Linked DNA regions of Homo sapiens: all the other regions are linked to region 3. Evidence: chromatin loops called from intact Hi-C (ENCODE). Cell type or tissue: GM12878. All regions are shown on one strand.

Evidence for each region. Hi-C counts contacts between places; a loop is a spot of excess contacts. Peaks named below come from ENCODE experiments on the same cell type or tissue, not always from the same donor. Only the 100,000 strongest peaks of a DNase experiment are listed, where the experiment ranks them.
Region 1: a loop joins it to region 3, with 5 times the contacts of the local background. A loop is called at or near these places in 4 of 110 quality-filtered maps.
Region 2: a loop joins it to region 3, with 4 times the contacts of the local background. A loop is called at or near these places in 25 of 110 quality-filtered maps.

The regions. Positions count from the first base shown.
Region 1 is chr7:37,728,849-37,736,848 of GRCh38, reverse strand. All of the region lies in intron 2 of GPR141 (G protein-coupled receptor 141), which reads right to left. Among named protein-coding and RNA genes, the nearest start is that of GPR141, 49 kb to the right of the region's middle. RefSeq lists a silencer at 7,703-7,812. In GM12878, a CTCF peak has its summit at 4,462 (motif pointing right); DNase peaks (open chromatin) are centred at 4,468 and 7,778.
Region 2 is chr7:37,506,343-37,514,342 of GRCh38, reverse strand. No RefSeq gene overlaps it. Among named protein-coding and RNA genes, the nearest start is that of ELMO1, 61 kb to the right of the region's middle. In GM12878, a CTCF peak has its summit at 4,097 (motif pointing right); no DNase peak of the experiment used is centred here; H3K27me3 peaks cover 222 bases.
Region 3 is chr7:37,829,378-37,837,377 of GRCh38, reverse strand. No RefSeq gene overlaps it. Among named protein-coding and RNA genes, the nearest start is that of NME8, 15 kb to the left of the region's middle. RefSeq lists an enhancer at 4,790-4,889. In GM12878, CTCF peaks have their summits at 3,646 (motif pointing right) and 4,934; no DNase peak of the experiment used is centred here; H3K4me3 peaks cover 328 bases; H3K27ac peaks cover 400 bases.

The sequences.
Region 1 (8,000 bases), 100 kb after region 3:
ATTTCTGTGTTTCCATTGGGTATAACTTTCCTTCTGCTGAAGAACTCCATTTTAAATTTCTTTCAGTACAAATTTCTTAGGGATAAATTCTCTCAGCTTTCGTATGTGTGTGTCTGAAAATGTTTTCATTTCATCTTTATTTTTAGGATATATTTGCAAGACATAAAAGCCGAGGTTGGCATTTCCTTTCAGTACTTTAAAGATGTTATTACATTGTCTCTTGCCTTTCATCATTGAGACTTCAGTTGTCAATATTGCCATTGCTTCTATTATGGTTGCATGTCTTTTTTCTTTCTTTCTTTCTTTTTAAGAAAGATTTTTTTGCACTTTTGCCTGGGTGTTTTTTTTTTTTTCCTCTGTTTATACTGTTTGGGGTTCTTAAATTTATAGGTTAATGTCTTTTGTCACTTTTGGGAAATAATCAGTTTTACCCCGCCAAATATTGCTTTGTCCCAATCTGTTATCTCCTCTTAAAGTTCAATTATAGTTATGTTAGACATTTTAACTGCTTTCCTTCTGTCTCTAATTTTTTCTGAATTTTATATACATTTCATCCATCTCTTCTTCCCTTTTTCCATTTGCATATATTCTTTTTTTTTTAAAGAGTCTTGCTCTGTCACCCAGGCTGGAGTGCAATGGCACGATCTTGGCTCACTGCAACCTCTGCCTCCCAGGTTCAAGCAATTATCCTGCCTCAGCCTCCCGAGTAACTGGGATTACAGGTCTCCACACCCGGCTAATGTTTGTATTTTTAGTAGAGACGGGTTTCACCATGTTGGTCCGTCTGGTCTCAAACTCCTGACCTCAAGTGATCCACCCGCCTCAGCCTCCCAAAGTGCTGGGATTACAGGTGTGAGCTATCATGCCCGGCCTGGATATATTCTTGTTCAGTGCTTTTATCTTTGGCTGTTTCTATTCTGCTGCTAAACCAACTAGAATTCTTAATACCAGATATGAAATACTTTCAGTTCTAGGCTGTGTCGGTCTTACACATTCTACTTTGTGAAATTTTCTCATCTATTTCATTTTCTTCACCTTTTCCTTTAATTTCTTAAATACTTTAATCATAGTTATTTCAAAAGGCTCGTCAAGAACATTTATAGATATACTTCTATTATCTGTTTTTTTCTCTTGGTTTTCCATTATGTAATCTTTTCCTTTGATATGTCTAGTAATTTACTAATAAATTCTGTATATTTTTCTTAAAAAAGGTAGTGGTTCCAAGTAATGTTCTTTTCCTTGAGAGGGGTCATCCTTTCTGCCACTATACTAACATTATTTTGAGTCAAGCCTTGTTTGCAGTTCTAGTAAGGCTTAGTGTACTTCTGGGTCTCCTTAGCCCCCTTTGTAATTTTAGCTACAGTCAATAGTCTTATCTCTGACCACTTTTTCTGATGAATCTGGCCTGACTTCAAATCCTGGTCTTATAAAACTGCTGACATCTTTGCTATATTTTTCAGCTGTTTTAAGGCTTAGGATATTAGTCTCCCATCCCCCCAAGTCCCAGAATTCATCAAAATGTCTTCATGCATTGGTGAAGAATTTGGATTCTCAGCTCTGAATTGGAAAAGCTACTGTTGTGAAAGAAGTTGCTTTGAGCTTTTCTCTCCTTGGGAGTCATGACCTCTTCACTAATTGCCTCAGCTGTGCTCCACTGTCTTCAAGCAAATAACTTCTGTATTTTACTTTATTTGATTTCTTGGATTATTCCTGGTGGGAGCTCTAATCAGTTGATCAACCTTCCATCCCATGAAGATGCAGAAGCTAACGCAATTTTTAATGTTTCAGTAGTGCAATACATTCTTACAGTCTTGAAATTAATTGAATTAACAAGAGAAAGGTAACTTCCTCCCCAACATACAAAGATTAGTTCCCTAACTTTTATAAATTTCAATTATAATGTAAATATGTTATAGTACTGTTATTTGTACATTTTAAAGTGCATCATCTAATCCCTGCTGGCAGCAGCCACACTCCATAACACCTTATCTTCACTCAATGCCTCAAGCTCTTTCTTGCCTTAGCACCAACACCTCTTCTCTCCCCTCCCCATCCATCTACTAATCCTTCAGGTCTTAAGTCTACTATCAGTTCTTTAGGGAAGTTTTCTCTGACTCCCATACTAGGTAAGATCTACTTGGTAAGATCTCTTTCAGAAGATAAGTCAGAGAACTCCTACACTACATGAGATCTATCTGACCTTCTCTTTTCTCCTCTTCTGAAGATAAAAGAATCACCTCTACAAGGGTGATTAAATAATCACTTGGGTTAATGGGTGCTGGTTGCTGGTATCTTCCCTCTTTCCCCTAGATTGTAAGCTCCTAAGCTCCACAAGGACAAGGACTGTGCATGTTTTTATTATTTTCCACTCTTTTATCCATAGCAATAGCCAACACATAGAAGATAGTCTCTAAATATGAAGTGGAAGAGTAATTAAATATTCATAACATGTAGCTAAGAGAACAATGCGTTACTTCAATTCTTGCTTCTACTACTGTTTGCAGTGTTACTGTGAACAAACTACTTAACCTCTCTGAGGCTTATTTCTCTCACCTAAAATGTGGATAAGCCCTACCTACCTCATATAGTCGTTATGAGACAAATTAGATAATTTATGCAAAATTAAAACAATATACAACATAATAATTAATATTGATTAATTGAGTAATTAATGAGTTGGGACAGTCTTGTTCTGTTGCCCAGGCTGGAGTGCAGTGGCATCATCATGGTTCACTGCAGCCTTGATCTCCTGTGCTCAAGTGATCCTCCCACCTCAGCCTTCCCAGTAGCTAGGACTACAGGTGTGCACCACCACGCCTGGCCTAACTTTTGTATTTTTTGTGGAGACAGGGTTTCACCATGTTGCCCAGGCTGGTCTCAAACTCCTCGGCTCAAGAAATCCACCTGCCTTGATCTCCCAAAATGTTGGGATTACAGGCATGGGGCACGATACTCGGCCAATATTGATTAATTTATGAGATAAATATCCAACGTATGAAGTGGAAAAAATCTTCTAGGAATATTTTAAACATCACCTTTTGGCTGCAAAATTCCTGCAAACTTCTGTTTTTCTGAGGGGTCTAGCAAGTGGGCAATAACTGGAATGGTAACTAACAGTGATGCTAATCCTAGCAATACTTTTTTTTTCTTTTCTTTTTTCTTTTTTTTTTTTTTTTTGAGATGGAGTTTCACTCTGTCACCCAGGCTGGAGTGCAGTGCTGGGATCTCGGCTCACCGCAACCTCCGCCTCCCGGCTTCAAGTGATTCTCCTGCCTCAGCCTCCGGAGTAGCTGGGATTACAGGTGCCTGCCACCACACCTGGCTTATTTTTTGTATTATAGTAGAGACGGAGTTTCACCATTTTGTCCAGGCTCTTCTTGAACTCCTGACCTCAGGTGATCCACCCGCCTCAGCCTCCCAAAGTGCTGGGATTACAAGCGTGAGCCACCCTGCCTGGCTGTAATACTTATCTGTGGTTTTCCTCATCCACGTCCCTGCTCCATTTGCTGGGACAAGTCACCATGTGTTATGGTGACATCACAGTTATTCCCAGGAGCTGGGGCTTCTTCCCATCCCAAAACCTAGGACCCAAGCTGTTTATAATAACATTCCTTGCCAGGCTGTATGATAATAAAAGCACCTGTAGATATAGCTGCAAAACATTCAGCTAGCCAAGCACATAGAGCCAAGTCCATATCTTCTCAGCCCCGCCCAGACCTATTCATGTACTCTATGTTACTCATTCTTGACTTGTCACCTGATATCTGGTTTTGGTTCTCTGCCTTACCTGACACACTTTGGCTCACTCCCCACCAGCTCCCTGGCTCAGACTCAGCGCTCTTGATTGTTTCCCAGGCAAACCCATCTGCCTGACTTTAAAGCCTAATTTTCCCTTCTAGGAAATGCCTCTTCATGTCTCAGCTCCCCCATATATTCTTGCTACTTTCCTGTGACTACATCTCCACCTCAAGCTTTGTAATAACCTTCTCCCAATCAGAACTAAGTTTTATCTGCGTCTCAGGAGATTCTGCATGAACCACTGCTGTGCCAATCCTCTCCTTACGACCATCTAGCTCTTATAAAGAGTCCTGCTCTGCTCCTTTGTTACATATCTATTACTGAGACTCCTTGGTGGTGCTGTTTATCTGCTCATTATCTTCATAACCTATTTATTGTTCCTATAGTGTAACCTTGAGGTCAAGTTCCATGATCCCACCTACCTATGATCACTTGTCCTGAAATTGAGTCCTGATAGGTTTTCCAGATGCTGCCTTTTATGTCTGCCTGAACTCAGCATGTTTCCAACTTCCAAATTCCTTTTTTATGGTGCTCTGTCCACACTTAATCAGGACATTGCACAAGACTTTCAGATGATCTGCATCAAATTGCAACATCTCCATTCTGTCCCATGGACTACAGCTAAAATTATCCTTCTGCTAAACCATGCACTCTCTCAATCTGCCTGCTGGGGGCAGACTCTCGCAACTCATCACTCTCAAGGTGAGGGGGCTCTGACTCTAGCCTAGGTAATAGGTTGTTGCAAAAGTAATTGCGGTTTTTGCCATTCAAAGCAATGACAAAAACCGCAATTACTTTTGCAACAACCTAATAACAAAAAGAGAGGTTGCAGTGAGCCGAGATCACGCCACTGCACTCCAGCCTGGGTGACAGAGTGAGACTCCATCTCAAAAAAAAAAAAAAAAAGAGAGAGAGAAAGAAAAGGAGAAGTTAGAAAGTTCTTCCTTCACGTTGTGCACATGTACCCTAGAACTTAAAGTATAATAAAAAAATAAAATAAATAAATAAATAAAAATAAAAAAAACAAACAAAGAAACCTCTCTTCCTCTTTACTTTGCTTCTTTCTACAAGGCACTTACTCCCTTATTGTCCCCTTGAAGACCACTTCATCTCATGTAATGGGCACCCTACTCCCAAGATGGCTCCCCAGCATCTAAAAGCAAAGCAAGAACTAGGATGGGGCCAAATGGAGGAACACCATGAAGCAATAAACATTTCAAGATTCACATTTAGTAAGAAAGGACAGAAAGCGATTGGGGCACAATTTTTTCCTAATGGGACAAAAAAATTATATATCTGTATAAGAAGTATTCCTTTGCGCCTGTAATCCCCGCACTTCGGGAGGCCGAGGCGGGCGGATCACGAGGTCAGGAGATTGAGACCATCCTGGCTAACTCGGTGAAACCCCGTCTCTACTAAAAATACAAAAAAAAAGAAAAATTAGCCGGGCGTTGTGGCGGGCGCCTGTAGTCCCAGCTACTCGGGAGGCTGAGGCAGGAGAATGGCGTGAACCCGGGAGGCGGAGCTTGCAGTGAGCCGAGATCCTGCCATTGCACTCCAGCCTGGGCGACAGAGTATTCCTTTGCATATGGGATGCTATTCTAGAGATTGATGGGAATTTTTAATTAGTTGACCTAAAATTTTCTCTCTACATTTCTTTCAGAGAGACACCTCGTTCTCCACGTGCATGACTTGCTTGCAGCCATGACTACATCCAGTGCCCGACCAGCAGAGCTGGACAATCACCTCCCCACCTATGCAGGTACAAGGGGGATTGCTACATACTCGTAACAGCCTGTCTCTAATCCCTGAGAAGAGATGAGTATGCAGGATCAATAACATGATTTTATCAGTATTACATTAAAGAACTGAATTCTCCAAATTGAATTTGAAACATTAAAATCTGCAGATAATTCTCATTTGAGTTTTAATTTTAGCAGTGTCACATTTATCCTCCAGGGCATATTTCTTTGTACAGTGGTTTATTTCAATAGCAATTAATAGCAACATCAATTCAGCCAAAGTAAACATATTTGTTTGAACTTAGACCGTTAAATATTTCCTAGTCTATTAATTTATGTGTCTGTTAGAGTTGGATGCCCACAAAGAATGAAGGAAATTTCGAGCCTTTTCACAAAATGGAAAGTTCAAAGCTTAACAACCTTGAAAGGAAATGTCTTCATTGCTAAAAAATTGAGCACATACAAAAATAATAAATGCTTCTCAGAAATGCTTCCAATACCTCACTTCAGAATATTAGCTTGCTATTTAGAACAGTCCCTGAGACTGTGGGAAAGCCAAGAGAATGTCTGAGAGACACAGTGAGCTGTGAAGCAGTGAGCCTGCCAGGTATGAGACAGACAAGCCTGAGAGACAAACACCATGGCCATGGCCGGGCCCTGGGACCCTGGAACAAGCAAGCCAGCACCTGCAGTCACAAAAACAAGTGCAACTGATGGCTTTGACGCGTGTTATATACAGAACCTGCCAAGTGTGGTTAAAACAAACACTTGCAGGTAAGAAATATGCAGTCTCTGATCAAACGAAAAGCTCTGTTTTCCTGGATGCCAGCTTTAGATGATATATGTTTAGATTTCTTAATATTCAGGTTCAGGTTTTGAAATTTGTCCTGAGCTTTGGGACACAGGCACTTTGAAGAGAAAACAACTGAAGCTTACAAGGTGCCCAGGATAGACTGTTTGAGATACACTTGTTATTATTATTTAGAGATCCACCTCACACTTTATTTTGTAGAAAAATATAGCATGTGCCGTAGCTCAGAATTTGGAACATGGTATGTGTCAAGTACTTCTGCAATGATTCAGTGAATTCATGAAAGAGAGCGAGAGATCAAGAAAGTGAGGGAGGAAAAGAGAGAAGAGAAAGAAGGGGGGAAACAAAGAAAAGGAATAAGAAAAAGAAAGAAGAGAAGAAGATGAAGGGAAAATAGGAGAGTAGGTTCTGAGGGTCCCAGCCAGTGATGCTGGTGTTATACTTAGGCATTGAACTGACCGTAATATTTTCCTGGGATCTGGTCTTTCTTTACACCTAGAAATGATTGAAATGTCTCAGTTACTTTCTCAGTTGATTCTCCAATATACTTTTGCTAAGGAGTGCAGCTGATCCCAGGAAAACCTGAAAGAAGGTAAGAGAGAGGTAGTTTCTGCTTCCACGGAGACAATCCATTCCAAATACAAGAAGCCAGGGAATTGTTTTTTAAACAACATTAACAACAGTTATTTGTTGATGCTACTTAGATATTTCACCTATATATCTTCATTGCGCTTTCTCTTCCCAAAATATTACCCCCACTCACACAGTCTTGCACATCTTTGAGGTGTAAACACAGACTGCATTTTCTTTCAAGCCCTTCAGGCCCCCGGGACATTCTCAGCTCCTTTCTCAAAAAGCTTTACAGGTGCCTTTCAGTCCTACCTTTGTTGTCTTATTCTCTGTTTTAATTATTTTAGTCATTTGTGGACTTGTTTTTAACTTTGAATTTCTTTCAAAACTAGCATATAATTTTTAAATAGTGGTCATGAGTTGTTAACTGAATGGGTGAAATAATGGTGAAAAAGTGCCCTGACTGGATTAAACATTTTTTGGATATGGCCACATTTGGATCTAGACCAACAACTGACATCAGGATCCCAGAAATAAACTGCAAACCCAGAGCCAGCTCTCTCAGGGGACAGGGCTGCCTCTCTGGCTGGCTGTGGACCTCCTTGTTCCACATGAGGATCCCCTCTTTACCTCTGTGATTGACCTTGGAAGGTCATCATGAAGCCTGGCCTCAAACTCTGATTTTCCCCTGCCCTCTGTCATGTCTCTGCTTAAAATCCTTCTTTGGTTACTGTTAGAGAAAAGAAAAAACTCTGAGTTCCTACCATGACATGTAAGCCCTTTGCAAGCTGGCCTCAGCTTCTATTTCAAGGGACACCTCCTCTCTAACCCCCTTCCTTCAGCCTCGAGCTGTGACTCAGACTTACCTGTCATTCTTGGAATGTTCTCTTTCATACCTCCAGCTTGCTTCTTGTTTCTCTAGGACCCAAATGTACAGCTAAACAACTAGAATGAAGTCCAAATTGCATCATCAATGATTTCACTTCTCTTTTTAAAAACTTTCCCTGGCATCCCATTGTCTATGGGAGCTGTGGGAACTGACATATTAGCTGACCTGACATACCAGGCCAGGCCTTGCT
Region 2 (8,000 bases), 320 kb after region 3:
GTGAAGCCCCAGTCAAGGACATCTGTGTTGCTGTTTCAGCATCCTCGCTGGGTGTGGGCCTCAGTTTTAACTATTGTCATTCCCAGCAGCAGCAGAAGCAGCATGAAATGTTTGCTGAACTCTTTATGTTGTGCCAATCTCTACGCCTAGCACTCTCAAATCTAATGCTACCTCATTTAAACAACCCCATGGAGCAGTTATTATCATCTCCATTTTACAGGAGAGGATGTTAGGGATTTTGTCTTTAAATAAGCAGCTTTAGATGAAGGTCAGGTATATTGCTTGCTAGAGTTGAGTATTTGGAATGCTGTGTCAAGTAACTCTTTCTTGGTTTAACTATGCCCTTCAATGAGTTAGAAGAATGAGTAAGGAGAGGTGTCCTTTGGGAAGCCATCAAATGTTTAATAGGGGCCCTTCGACTAAGTTCCCAAACCCTTGAGTCATTGAACAGTCATACAATCCCTAAATTCCCCTCAACATCAGGGGCATGAAAAGTTCCTAAACAGGTTACTCTGAAAGGTCACTGACAGCCAATTCAGGTTCTGGAGGGAAAGAGAACCAGGCTGTGACTTCTGAGGGTATCAGGCCCAGGCTGGGGATTCCAAGGCAAAAGCATCTCAAGTCACCCCTGGTGCATCAGACTCTGCTTGGTCCCTCCCCGGGACTTCTACTCTTTCCCTGTTCTCTGCCCTCACTCCTTTCTCCATCCCCCGTGTCTCTCGCCACAAGTCAATCCAATATTGGAACTTTGCATTAAGAAAAGACGTCAACAATAATAGTAGCGTTAAATTACTGATCCAGGTGATTTTCATGGATTTGGTTGTCAAATCCCCACACATACCCATGAAGCACTGTTATTATATCTTCCAGATGAGAAAACTAAAACGCTTGGAAGAGACTTTGATAAGCCGATGCTGAAAGAGAGAGCTGGGGTGGGAACCCAAGCAGTGGAATACTGCTGCTTTAGAGACTATTTCAGTTATTTTTAAAAGATCATTTTATTCTAGAGAAGCCTAAGCATCTAAGAAGTTCACAGGTGAAAATGTGGCCATCAACGAATATGTCTCCAGAAAGTCAAGTCATTGTTCAGCCTAGAATTGGATTGCGAAGGGAAATAGTGACAGGTCCTCACCCATAACAAGCACTCCCTTAAAAATAAAAGTAAAAATAAGACTTAGGGATGGAACCGAAAGCCAGAGCCCCAACATGTAAGTCCAGACCCACTTTGACAATATAATATAATGAGAGCCACTGTGTGTGATGTGAGCATCTACTGCAGGGAACTGAGCTAGGTCTACAGACCATCTCCTCCATGGAGGCTTCCAACACCCCCGAGAAGGAGGAGCTTGCTAGAGGCCAGTGACAGGGCAAACTGGCTTCTAAGAATTTTTCTGCAGGAGGCCAGATCTTGAGTTCTGAGCCATTTGCTGTGTGTTTCAGAAGTTTAGGATAGAAAGTTGTTTGCAGCTGTTCAGGGGCCATGCTGATGGAGCTAAGGTTGGGAGCTCAGAATCAGGCTAAGTGAACAAAGGATACAGGCTCCAGCCTGGAGGTGGGCCACTCACTAGCAGAGCATAAATAGGTGGGCATCACTTTGCCAGCTTTATGAGGACCCATGCAAACAGACCTCCATCCTGACGAAGACCACTCCAGGTGGACATCTGACCAAAACCAACTAAAGATACCTCTTGGCTTATATAACGAGGTAGTTCACACTACAATTATATAAATTACCTAGTCTTAGTAAACCAGAGTGGAAATATGAGTTATGCCTATAAGTCTAATTTTAAATAAAAATGTTCTCTATAACTTGACTTTGATTCCTGTGAGCCAGTTTATTGTCATATAAACGGATAAGAGTTTACCGTATTCCGAGAAATAATGCCTTGAATATTTTAACACAAGTTTTTTGCTCTAATGGTTTATTCAGCCACTAAGCATTTATTAAGTCACTACAACTCAATCGTAAATGTCATAAGAAAGCATAATATTAAGTGGGCATAAAACTGTTAAATAAACAGCAAAATAAAATCTTGTAGAAGCAGCAGATGGACTCTCTTAAGCCTAGTTGCTGTGTGGGAGGGATGGCTTGACAGTCTAGTGTGGTAAGCAACCCCAGTCAGGTCCTTCAGAGACCAAGGCAGGGAAGTGACTCTTCCAGACAGGAACTTTTTCTCTTCCCACCAAAGTCTGTTAAAACTATCAAACTCTCCCAGCACTGCCGGAACCGACAGTGAGAAGGTCACTCTGTTTGCTGTTGTATTTAAACAGCTAGTAGATTTACAGAATGAGAACATCTCTCCAGGAATTGCACAGACTTGCCAAGAGCAAACAGGAACATCGGCAGCTAGAGCGTTAGAAATGCAGCAGATAGTAAGGACTCTGTGACTTTAAGTGTCAACTCATAACCCCCTCAGGGAGGGCAACCAAAGTACATCAGTCCAGATGCCAGGAGACCCCCCTGGAGGGTCCTGTTGTGAGTGGGACCTAGAGATGAACCAGGTGGCAGCGGGAGGTTCCATGAGCATTTCCCACTACTCCACTAGGCTGGCGAGGAGGTAGCTGCTCAACTGTCCTGGCAATACACCAACATTAATTGGCTTTCTTTTTGTTGCTTGGTTGTTGGCTATACCTGTGCTTAGTAGAAGGAATACAGTGTGGTTTCGGTTTGTTTCAACTAATCCTTTTGCTGATTCTACAAATCACACAGTTTAGAAGCCCCCCAAGCACCTTTCAAGAAGCTTACCTAAATGGAGTAGACCTGAGGGACAATTATTGTCCTAATCCCAGGGTCGCAAGTAGTAAACAGCTACCTTTATGTTATAAGGTTTCAGGCAAAGGGTGGGATAATGGCAGATACTTGGGGCTCAAGGTCTCGGGGGTCAGGCATACTAAAGTTAACTGATAGGTGATCACTGCATGCATGAGATGAACAGTGAGCAAGGGCCGTACTCTTAACCCCTGGAAAATTTCTTAACGTTTTACAAAATGAGAAACTGCACTGGAAGAAACTGGTTCATGAGATAAGGACATGGATCCAGTGAACCTCTGGAGCCCAAAAGGATAGAGTCAAACCAGGCTCCAGCATATGCTAGTTGTAGATCCTTGTGCAATTTACTTCTTTGGTGCTTATTTTGAGTCACAGCAGGTTTGTTTTTTTGTTTTTCTTTTTGTTTTTGTTTTACAGAGTCATGCTCTGCCTCCCAGGCTGGAGTGCAGTGGCTGGATCTTGGGGGCTTACTGCAATCTCCACCTCCTGGGTTCAAGCAATTCTCCTGCTTCAGTGTCCCAAGTAGCTGGGATTACAGGCATGCACCACCACGTTTGGCTAATTTTTTGTATTTTTAGTAGAGATGGGGTTTCACCATGTTGGCCAGGCTGTCCTCGAACTCCTGGCCTCAAGTGATCCACCCACCTCGGCCTCCCAAAGTGCTGGGATTATAGGCGTGAGCCACCGAACCCAGCCAAGTCACAGCATTTTAACAGGGAAGCACATTGCCAGGATTTGCTACACTGCTGCTCTCTCATTTTGTCACTTTGTTCCTGCTAACTCCCTCTCTCCTCCTTCATATGTTTGTCCCAAAACTCTTACATACTCCTTCGTTCATCTCCTCTCATTGTTACCTATATATTCTTATAGTATTTCATTATGAGTTTTAAAAATAAACATTTGATCACAAAATGACAAATACTGTATGATTCCTCTTACGTGAGGTACCTGGAGCATTCAGATTCGTAGAGACAGAAAGCAAACTGGCTAGGGGAAGGGTGGGAAGGGGCAGTTTGTGTTCAATGGATAGAGTTTCACTTTTGCAAGATGAAAAAACATTCTGAAGATGGTTGGTGGTGATGGTTTCCCAATAAGGTGAGTATACTTAATGTCACTGAACTGTATAGTTCAAAATGGCTAAAATGAGGACTTTTAGGTCTATTTTATCCCAATTTTAAAAAACAGAAAACTTACAAAGCAAACCCTTGACTCACTTTCATTATATTTACCTATAAGATTCACCAGAATAGAAATATTTGTCACACCCAGATCACCTCAACACTGTCCTGTAGAAAGAACTGAGGTGGACTGAGGATGCATACAATACCCAGCAGAGGGCAGGAGGGAGTCAAGGTGGCATTTTCCCCTAAATTTTGTATTTGTGATCATTTTTTCTTCCTCTCTTATTTGCTGTCTTAGTTTAATGTTCTCTCTAAAGGTGTAAGTCTTTCCAAGACAGCCATGTTAGAGAACAGAGGATAAATGATTCTCTCACAGAGCATGTCGGTTAAATTATTGCATAATTTAAATCACCACATAAAAACAATTGCTCAGTGGAGCTGGGTTTGTTAGTGGTAATAGAGCTCCAAACTAGGCTTTTTCGCTTTATTCTGGCTGTATATTATTGACCCAGATCATTTTGCAAAGTACTCCACAAATAATTGTATTGATGTTCCCACAAAAGGATACTAAAAACCCTGCTAAGTCTCAGTGGAAACCCTACGGAAATAGTATTGTAAAATTAATGGGATTCAGGTTTTAGGTGTTCTTTCTCCCAGCTGAGCCATGTTGCCAGGACCAAATGCTATAAAAGTGCTGCCATTTGCATCAGCCTTAACTGAGGAAATATCTATTTTTCCCTTGATTTGCTCTTTGCCTTGATTTCCTGGAGCATATTTGCAAGTTATCCTTGATGCACTATAATTATTTTGAGGAGATTGCTTTTTGGTTTAAAAGGATATTGCCATTTTATTATTTTAGAACACCAAGGGAGTCATATTCAAGGAAGAGACCAGCATTTTAATGCTGGGCTTCTCTCTCGAAGGAAACCAAACTCTTCACTGATTGTTTTTTGACTTCTGGTTCAAATAGCCTGGGAGGTACAAGGGTAGCATGTGGATTCGCGTGGAAGGTTTTGTTTAAGGCAATGAGCATTAGCTCTCTTTGCCTTCTCCCAGGGCTGCCACTCGGCATCGAGTTAAAACGGTGACAGCAGCAGCAGCAGCAATATCTGCCCAGACAGTTCTGGTTCTTCCATTTACTCAAACAATTTGGATGCAGATGGCCTTTCTACTTCATGCATTGAATATGATTCAAGTCCCAACCATCCATTATTACTTCACCTGCCTTGAAATGGGAATTGTAAGCACTCTGATAAATTATTTGAAAGACTAATTTCCTCAAATACCCCTTTCTGCTATTAACTTGCAATTTTATAACATTTAAAACGTTCTGAAATTTCTGTGTGCATAGCTCCGAGTGAGTTGACAGCACGTGCCCCCTGCATCAATACTACAAAACATAAGGGGGAAGGAGACACTATATTTCTCTTTCCTGGGCAGTGGAAGAATACTGCTCTCTAAGCCCAGCATGTGTGAACAATGAGTCTTTCCTACAGGAATGGTGGTGGAGCTCATAGGAATGCACACTAGGATAGGCTTCATTCATTTAATTTCTGTCTCCAAAAACACAGCCTTTTCCTTCCTAAGAATCCAGGTAAGGAGAGTGGGGGTAAATAGAGATAGAAAGATAGGAGGTCAAAAAAGAACAACTAAACAACAGAACAGCCCTATGTTGTTTCAGTGTCTGAAAATCCTCTGAGTTGTTGAACCCTGTGTTGTGCATTATGTGACTATCTGTTGCAAGATAGGTGGATGCCCTCTCTAAGCTCCATTACCCTCTGTGCATGGCAATCCATTGATAATAAGCTTCAAGAAAGCCAGCTTTCATGTGGAGCTCACCACATTTAGGAGCTCTGTAAGAGTTACTTTCATAACCCTAAAACCAGAATTTCCATGAGGAGAATCTAAACAAAGTGTACAGACTAAATAAACATCATTTTGAGGAAGGGAAGTCTTCAATATGGAAATCACAGTGACACATATGTTGGCAGGAGTTGCATGCTACAGTTGATTAAGACATAAACAACCTTCCTTGATAGAAAATCCCATACAGAAAGTCGAATCTGGCTGTTGATTATAGATCTCATAACAACAACATGTCTCTGGACTGAGCAATAGAGCTGAGTAAGGCAGAGCAGGGATGTTGTGTTTATCCGGTCCACATGGAGGAGAGGGAGAAAGAACTTGCCTGTGTGGAACTCCATTGTGAAAGGCAGGCACAGCTCTCCAGAGGCAAATTCCACTTGGCTCAGGCTCTCCGCAGGATTTGTTTCCATGGGTCCTGCCTAAATTCATCATAATGGAGACTATGCTCTTCAGCTTCTGATGAGGGGTGTGGAAAAGAATCTATACCTGTGTGGAGCGTTCCCTATGTGCCTTGCACTATCTCTGTTTAATTGAAAACGAAAACAAAGTATGGAAAATTACGTAACAAGCACTGTCTCCAGATCCACACATGTCAACATATTTTTATGCTTGCTTCCGATCTCTTTAAATTTGAATAAAAGACACAAACTATCTCAGTTAAAATTAAAGCTCCCTTTGCTACCTGTCTCTGTCCCATTCTCCTTCCTTCCTCCTGCAGAGAAGCTACCATCCTGAATTTGGTGTGTATCATCTGTTGTGGACACTTTACCATGTCATCTCATTTAGTCCTTCTGACAACTCTTTGAAATGGATATTATGCCCATATTATAGATTAGGAAATTGATATGCAGGGAGGTCAGTATTTGCCCAAGATCACACAGAGAGTAGGTAAAAGAGTCGAAGTTCACAGCCAGCTTTCTCTTATTCAAAACCTGGGACCTTTTCACTGCATCTTACATCCAGAAGAGCTGGTCCTCTTCCTCATGTCACTGAAGACTTCAAAGACTTTTCCCAGCCAAATCATTTCACCTCATTTTATCTTGACTTACGAGCTTTACTTTCTGATTATTTAATGGCAACTCTCTTCTGAACCATTTTCACATTTTTGCCCAGACATGGAAAGCTCAGCACAATCGTGATTGGAGAGGGATAAAATGGGAGAATTGCACATCTTGCTGCATGCATTTGGGCATCCTATCTGTCTTCAAATATGCACAGGTGCATGGCTGCCTCCCTGAGTACCAACAACGCATTCCACGCTCCACTGCTCCTATGCCTTTAGGGAGCTATCTGTAAAGTGGTTTCTTAAACTTCCCCATGAATATTTACACTTTGTTTTATAGCCATAACTCTCTGAAAAGGCTTTAGCAGAAAGGCAGAACGTAAGTAAACTTAGATTCAACAGTGGCTGCAGTACAAACTGAAGAGCCACTTTTGCAAAGCAATTTGGAAGTATATATCAAGTATAGTAAAACTATCCATAACAATTGACTTTAAGAACTACATTCTGAGAATCTGTCCTAAGGAAGTAACCTAAATAGTGGGAAACGCTGCCTTCAAAACCCTTCCCAGTTCTGATATTTATTATAGCAAAAACCTGGACTTAAATTAATGGTCTAACAAATGTGTTAGCTATACTTTAGAAGGGCCCCTTGATTGAATCCTATATTGTCATTATGCTGGTAATTTTGATAAAAAGCCAAGCTCACATCCTCTCTTTGCTAATTCACTGTATTAAATTTGGCAAGCTAGCTAACCATTCTGAATTTCAAGTTTTTCATTTGCAAAATGCAAAATACTGACATCTACTTTAAAGAGTTGAGAAAATTGAGTGAAGAAAATATGAGTGTAGAAAATTGAGTAAGAAAATATGAAACAGCTTATCCCAGTTACTGAAACCGGATAGTGATCAATAAATTATAGTAAATACAATAAATATCTATGAAAAAGATACAGACATATTACAGTCACCAGGGAATATGTCACCAAAAGAGTATAGATTCAGACATACAAAAATGAAAAGAATCTAATTTATGTTATGTATTTCTTCCCACAACAAAAAAGAATAAGAATATGATTGGGGCAATAGCACTAAAATTTTTTTTCCCTATACAGTAAACAATCTTGCTGTAATATTGTTAGGCAGATTTTATAAAATTTTTAAATAAAGTAATATTTTCTAAGCTGTTGCTGTGTAAACTGAGACAAAAGAAAGACTTTTTCAATCCAAGAGAAGGAAGTTC
Region 3 (8,000 bases):
AAGTTACAACTTATGAGCTGAAATAAATGACTTATTTTTCAAAGTGAATTGAGAGAAGAAACTAACAAAAGTTAGAAAATTAATTAAATAGAAAACAAAAAAATGGAAGCTGACAAACATACAAGGTTTTTTTAATAAAGATAGAAAAAGACAAACCCAAAGCTAGACTACATAAGAAAAATAGGCTATATACAAATTTTCAGTATTGTAAATGAAAGAGGGCATATCACTAAAGACCTCATAGCAATGAAGTTACACAATGATGGAATATTACAACAACTTTATGCCATAAGCTTTTAAAACTTAGATTAAATAAAAATTACTTGAAAAATACAATTTAGCAAAGGGTAACAAGAAACTGAATTACCATGTATCTGTTACTTAAACTGAGTATATAATTAAAATATTTGTATAAAGGAAATTTTATGCCCAAATAAGAAAAATAATTTAATACTATATGAACTATTTTACAAAATAGAGAAAGAGGAATATATCCTGACATGTGTCTGCTTCCAGGCCAGCATAACCCTTATCGACCAATATACCTCATGAACATAGATGTAAATATATGTAACATATTAACAGACTGATTCTAATAATACATGAAAAAGATCACGTGTCATGACCAAATGAGGTTTATCTATCAATGCAAGCTTGAAAATGAAGCATTTATTCACCATATTAGCATAATACAAGAGAAAAACTATATCATGATATAAATAAATGAAGAAAATAATGTGATAAGCTTTATATTCATTCGTGATAAACACACACACAGAATCTCTTAGCAAACTGCTCCAATTTGATATAGTGTATCTATAAAACACCTCTGGCTAACATTATATGTAATGGTCAATTATTAAAAACTTTCCCATAATACCTTTAACAAGTCAAGAATGTCTGCTTCCCCCAATTCTACTAAATGTTATATTGAAGTGCTAGCTAGTGCAATACAAGGGGAATATAAATAATAGGTATAAAGATTGAAAAAAATATATACATACAGGCAAAGGCACGATTTTGTATCCTAAGGAATCTTGGGGAAAAATCAACCTACTAGAACTAATAGATGATTAAGCAAAGTTGCAAAATACAAGGTAAATATAAAAAATTGATTGTATACCATAAACTAGCATCGAAGGTTTGGAAAATAAAATTAACTTTAAAATTTACAATACCATCAAAGAAGATAAAAATATGTCATAAATTTAAAAAGAGAAATATATCTTATTGCTGAAAACAACAAAGTATTGCTGAAAAAAATTAAAGAAACCAAAAAAGTGTATCATATTCATTAATTAGAAGACTAATTGTTAAGATGTCACTTTTTTTGGTTTATTTGAGACAGAGTCTCGCTGTGTCACCCAGGCTGCAGTGCAGTGGTGCAATGCGATCTTGGCTCACTGCAACCTCCACCTCCCAGGTTCAAACGAATCTCCTGCCTCAGCCTTCCATGTAGCTGGGACTACAGGCACCTGCCACCATGCCCGGCTATTTTTTTTTTTTTTTTTGTATTTTTAGCAGTGGTGGGGTTTCACTATGTTGGCCAGGCTGGTCTTGAACTCTTGACCTTGTGATCTGCCCACCTTGGCCTCCCGAAGTGCTGGGATTACAGGTGCGAGCCACTGCACCCGGCCCAAGATGTCACTTTTAATCGAAATTATTCTATAGATTCAATGCAATCATAATAAAAATCCCAACCATTTTTTGTTGCACTTGACAATCTGATTCTAAAATTGATTTGGAAATGTCAAGTACCCAGAAGAGTCAGAAAGAAAAAAGGTAGAAAACGTGCACTTTACTATTAAACTACAGCAATTAAAATGGTGTGGTAATGCCATGTATAGATCAATGAAAAAAATACAGAGTTCAGAAAGAGTCCCACACATACTGTCAATTTATTTTCTCCAAAGACATCAAGGTAGTTCAACAGGGAAAGGAAATTCTTTCAAATAAATGATGCTGGAAAAATTTAAACTCCATATGGAAAATAATGAACCTTCACCTTCATAAAATATGCAATGTAGTTCAGATGGATCACAGACTTACACATAAAAGTTTACAACTATAAAGCTTTTCCAAAAGTATAGAATATTTTTACAATCTTGGGATGGTAATCAAATATTTCTTAGAACACAAAGAGTCATCATAAAATTTTAAAAGTAATAACTGGACTTAATCAAAGTTAAAAACCAAGTCTATGCCAAAAATGATTAACTTTCATTAATAATAATTTTAGAAAGCTCTGAACAAACTAAGAGTTGAGAAATAATTCCGTCTGAAACTTACAGCTAACATTGTATGTAAAATCAAAACATTAGAAACATTCTAATTAGGCTAAAACCATACAAGAATATTCACAAAATCCCATGTTCATGGATTGGAAGACTTAATATTGTTGAAATAATCATATTCTTCAAAGTGATCTGCAGTTTAAATGCAATTTCTATCAAAATCCCAATGGCATTTTTTACGGACATAGTAAAAACAATCCTAAGATTCATATTAAACTATAAAAGATCCAGAAGAACCAAAACAATCTCTAGAAAAAAAAAGAAAGCTGGAGGCATCATAGTTCCTGATTTCAAAATATATTACAAAGCTACTGCAATTAAAACTGTATTGTATTGGCTTAAAGATAAACACATAAATCAATGGAATAGAATGGAGAGTGCAGAAATAAACACACACACATATGATTAATTGATCTTTGACAAAGATGCTAAGAATACACAGTAGTTTCTTCAACAAATGTTAGGAAAACTGGATATTCACATGTGTATATTACACCACACACAACATTCAACTCAAAATAGATTAATGACTTACATGTAAGACCTGGCCAGGGTTGGAGGCTCACACCTGTAATCCCAGCACTTTAGGAGGGCAAGGTGGAAGGATCACTTGAGTTCAAGAGTTCGAAATCAGCCCAGGAAACACAGAGAAACCCTGTCTCCACAAAAAATAGCCTGGTGTGGTAGTGCACACTTGTAGTTACCTGCAGTTACTTGGGAGGCTGAGATGGGAGGATCACTTGAGCCCAGGAGGTTGGGGCTGCAGTGAGCTTTGATTGTGCCACTGCACTGCAGCTGAGTGACAGAACAATATCTTGTCTTTAAATAAATAAATAAATGTAATACCCCAACTATAAAACTTCTAGAAGAAATCATAGGGAGAAAGCTTCATGATAATGATCTTGGCAGTGATTTCTTGAATACAACACCAAAAGCACAGTCAACAAAAGTAAAAAATAGACAAGTGGGACTACATAAAATTAAAAAGTTTCTGTACAACCAAGGAAATAATCAATAGAGTGAAAAAACGTATAAAATCAGATAAAATATTTGTCAACCATATTTATGACAAGCCGAAACATATAAGGAATTCCCACAACTCAGTAGCAGAAAAACACTAAAATGCTAAAATAGCTGAGAATTTCATCTTAATCCTGTTATTTAATTTCATCAGTGAAATCGAAATCAACTCTTCATTTGAATATATTCTGTCTGAAGTCCTCATATGAATTTTCATTGCAAATGTTTATAAAAACTACCCCTGACATTATTTATTACATTTGAATTTTATTTAATATAATTAATAACGTGTAAGTGTAACTTCTCAAGACGTCCATAAGGTGGCAGTGTGCACTTCCGTAGTGGCGGTTGAGCAGCAGCGCAACAGAAAATCAGATAAACATCTACGCGACCACGTTCTGCTGCCAAGGCTCTGAAGCCCCCCTGCCCTAGACCATTTGGAGCATCAAACATGTAAAGAGTTCTGAGCTCATACCCGGGGGCTCGGCGTTGTCTTTTCTGTTGCTCATCATCTTACGCCCCAGTTCTAAAATGACACCCCCATTTGGAAATGCATGAACCTCTGTAATTCACACGTACCCAGGTGGTCCTGCAGCCTAGTTTCCAGTTTTAGGTCTCAGTTCCGAGTGGAAAGCATTTCCTAGCAGCCTGACAATACAGCCAGAAAGCATGTTATGGGGTAAGGTGATAAATATTTGCCATATGAGCCGTCCCCCACCCTCCCACTTTTGTAGCAGACGTTACTAATCAATCATGATAGTTCGTGCTACTCAGCCTCCCCCTTTCTCAGCAGAACCCCAAAAGCTCCGACACAGGAGAGTCCCTGTCTTTAGAAGTGGGAGCCGATGCCCAGAAATCCCTAGGATTCCAACACAAGTATGGAGGTGTCGTCACACATCAACCATGAACAGCAAGAATAACCCCTCAAGACTAGACCCCGCACAAAGCAGGGACTACCCCACTCCTTCTCTCATTAATCCTACCACACTCTCTACCATGGCCCCTGAGGACCTAAACTGTATTTTGCATTTTCAACCAAATTGATATTATTTTTATTAGCATAATCAATTTTTCTTCTCTCCTGAATTACTTTCCATTAGCATTTTAATCTCTGATGGCACAGTATTTTTTTAATTCTCTTGTATATCAAAATTTTAACTTTCCCCAGAAGCAAATGTAGGATTTGATATAAGTCTGGATCCCAAAACGGAACTCCCAGAAGACCTCGATTACAACCAAAGACCTGGATTATAGTTCCATCTTGAAAGTTATTTCTAGAAGATGGATCTGCCATCCAGAACGGGGAAATGAGGCTGGGCAGAATAGCCCTAAAAAGGAGTAGGGAGATGAGAGAAAGGAAGAAAAATTGCTGGTTCATGGCCATCGACATTATGCTTTCTTCAAGTGAAGATCTATGATTTGATTAAGTTCCTGATTCTAGAATGGCATCTAGGCCTAGGACAAACATCCCCAACTGGGGAAACTGGTCTGGGAAAAATATCCTCAACCTTGTCTTGGGGCAGAGGTGCAGGTGATGATGATGGCAGTGTCAGCAAGTACATCCAGGGACCAGATGGTGCCAGGGTCACTGCAGTGGCAGCATCAGAGCTACCAGGAGAAGCCGTGGGGTGGCACCCCACGCCCACAGTGGGTGGAAGAGGAGAAGCGTGACTCCCCAGGAAGCCTCAGCTGTGATAAGGGCTGAGAAGGCAGCTGCCAAGTCCACCAGGCATTCTGCCAAGGAAGGGAGGCACCCGCATCTGGGAACTTAAAGAGCTGTCCTGGTGATAGAATCTGTCTGGGGAGGCTCAGCAAGATTCTGCTATTTTTTTTCCCATGTAACCCAAGAAATACTCCATTTGTTGTGAATTTAATATTACATAGAAGAATGTTTATACTATGTTCCTATGAATATTAAATATACTGTTCTTCACAATGAATGATGGTGACAACTCTACGTGAAAAAATGATAAAAACAGTGTCCCATACACATAAATAATTTCTAAATTCTGTTATATTTAATATATAAATCTTTAATATGATATACTACTGAGCTTTTTTTTTTAACCATCATATGTTGCAATTTTTGCTTACTCTGGTATATTTTCAAAATACTCTTAATTCTTGCAGCCCTTCTCAACTGGGTTTCTGTAAAAAAATTACTTGCGGGCATTCGTTTAACTTCACTAGAAAACTTTGTAATACTGATATTTTAAATGGATCAAAACCCATAAATCCAATTCCTATTCTTTTCAGTTCATATGCTTTAAGGACGGACATACTCAGACCAGGATACATAAAAATCTTGGAAATAATGAGCCTTATTATTGCAGTGATTCTATTTTTTTTTTTCTGATTTTCATCTTAGCTTAATCTTTTTATCCCCTTTGTGAACAAAAGCTCTCTGAAAAAGAATCTGGAGGAAAGAGATTTTATTCCAGAGAACTGTTTGCAAATCAGGCAGACATGCAGGCCGCTGTGTAAAATGAAGGTCCATTCCAGAGAATGAAGGGATGGCATGCCTGGGGTTTTATAGGAAAAGTCCCCACCCAGGTTCCCAACCAGGTCTATTTATGCAAACAAAGGGTTGAGTCTTGTTTGGTTTTGACTGGCTGACAGAGCTGAGTTCTGATTGGCCCAAACAGCTGAGCCTTAATTGGCTAGGGGAGGTGATCTCTGGTTGCTTCCCAAGCCCCAAACCAGCAGTCCCTGTCAGATGTTTCTTTCAAATGGCCAATGGGGCCTGGGGCTTGCGGCACTGGGAGGTGTGGGCAGGTGCTGTGCTTTTTGCAGCAGTTTATCTTGTAGCCCAACAACAGAACAGGAGCTGGTTCAGCTTGATTGTAGAATGGGAGGTCCTTTGATACTTTTACAACATCTTTCTGAGAGCGCAGAACATGTGACCATTCTGTCACCCAGCTATGGACACCTAGTTCTGTTTTAACTTTGAGCTCCTCAGTTAGCCACAGGGAGTCCATTTTGTCTGGGGGCATACTTTATCACCTTTCTTTTCCAAATCTTATATTATCTGATTGAACTGCACACTTTAGCACTTAATTATATCGGTATACAACGCTAGTTTATTTAGAATTGTTTTTTCGCTAGTTGTTTCAACTGCACGTGCCTTGCCTTCCTTAAGTGAGTGTGAACTCCTGTAGGCAGGAATTGCTGAACACACATTTGTTTTGTTGTCTATAATTTCTAAAAATTCACATTTCATTAAAATAGCCAAAGTTACCCCTACTAAACAACACTTAGAGGCAATTAGATTAGATTGCTTGTTGGGCTCAGTGAATCACTTCTTGTTAGTCATGGAACCATAGTTCTTTAAGCATTGGGTACTCACATCTCTGGTAGATGTGAATTAAGAAATTAATCCAGGATGCATTTTGGAATGTGTAATTATCATTCCTGAAGCCACACACAGTCACTGCTCTTAGAACTGGAAAGGACTTCTCTTCTTATAGATGCAGCATTTGAGACTCAGAGCTGATAAGAAAATAGCCTGATTAACAGACTTCAATGTTGAAGACATTTGAAATTCAAAGCGGAGCACTGCTTTTTCTCAGATTTAGAATTAAAAGGGAAAAAAGAAACAAGTGACTTTCACATTTGGTGCGAAGCTTGAAAACATACTCTTTTCTTTACTCACTGGCACATCTGAGCACACACATTAACCCTTCCTCACCTGAGACAAATTGTAAAGAATCTACATGCGCCTCCATATATGCGCACCTCTTCCCTCCCCTTCTACCCTCTGCCATTGCAGTCAGGGAAGACAGTGGCTAAGATGTGCAGTGTGTTACCTTTCCCATGAGTACTTGCATTTTTAAACTTCCATTTTCATTTTGGTAGAGACAATGCGTGCTTCCCTACATATGCTCTCATTTCCTTCTCGGTCATGCTGGTAAGTCTGCAATGCTAGTTCCTGACAGGCAAGGTCATGTGATGTAGTCTAGCCAGTGGCCTGTGACTAGAAATGGCACCTTCAGTTTCTAGCAGGGGGTCTGCCACCGCCACATTCTCTTTTCTTTACTACCCTTAATAATCACAAGACAGAAGGAGCCTGGATCTTTGAGTCACTGGCTCGAGCTAGCCCTAGTTAACCTGCATGGGCCTTTGTGTGACGGACAAATCAACCATCAGTGTGCTACGCCACTGGGATTTGGCAATTTATTTGTTCCTCAACATATTCTTATTAATTCCTTCTAATACATTTACATAAAGAAATATGTGTTCATCAGAGACAAATCAAAATAAGAAAAAAATCAGTACTTTGCTGTTCAATATATCCTCACACGTTTTTCTATAAGTGTATCCATACAAGTCAGAACCAATTGTATCCGTAATAATTCCATGTTGCTGCATGTTACACAAAACCCAAGTAAGAATGGTTTAAAAGCATAGTGGCTTAATTTTCTCTCGGTGAAAAGAAGTGTGAATGTAGGCAGTTTGAGAATGGAGTATCATCCACAAAATATCATCAAAATCCTGCCTGCTCAAGCATTTTCTCCTCAGGGTTGTGTGGCCTCAGTGACTTTACCTGTGATTAAGTATCCAGGAAAATAAAATCAGTATGGCATGGTATCACCTGGGGTAGGCATTGACAACAGCTGCTTGGAGTACCAAGGATCAGAATAGGCTTCCTGAAGAAAGTGGTGTTGAAATGACTCCCGTTGTGTTCCC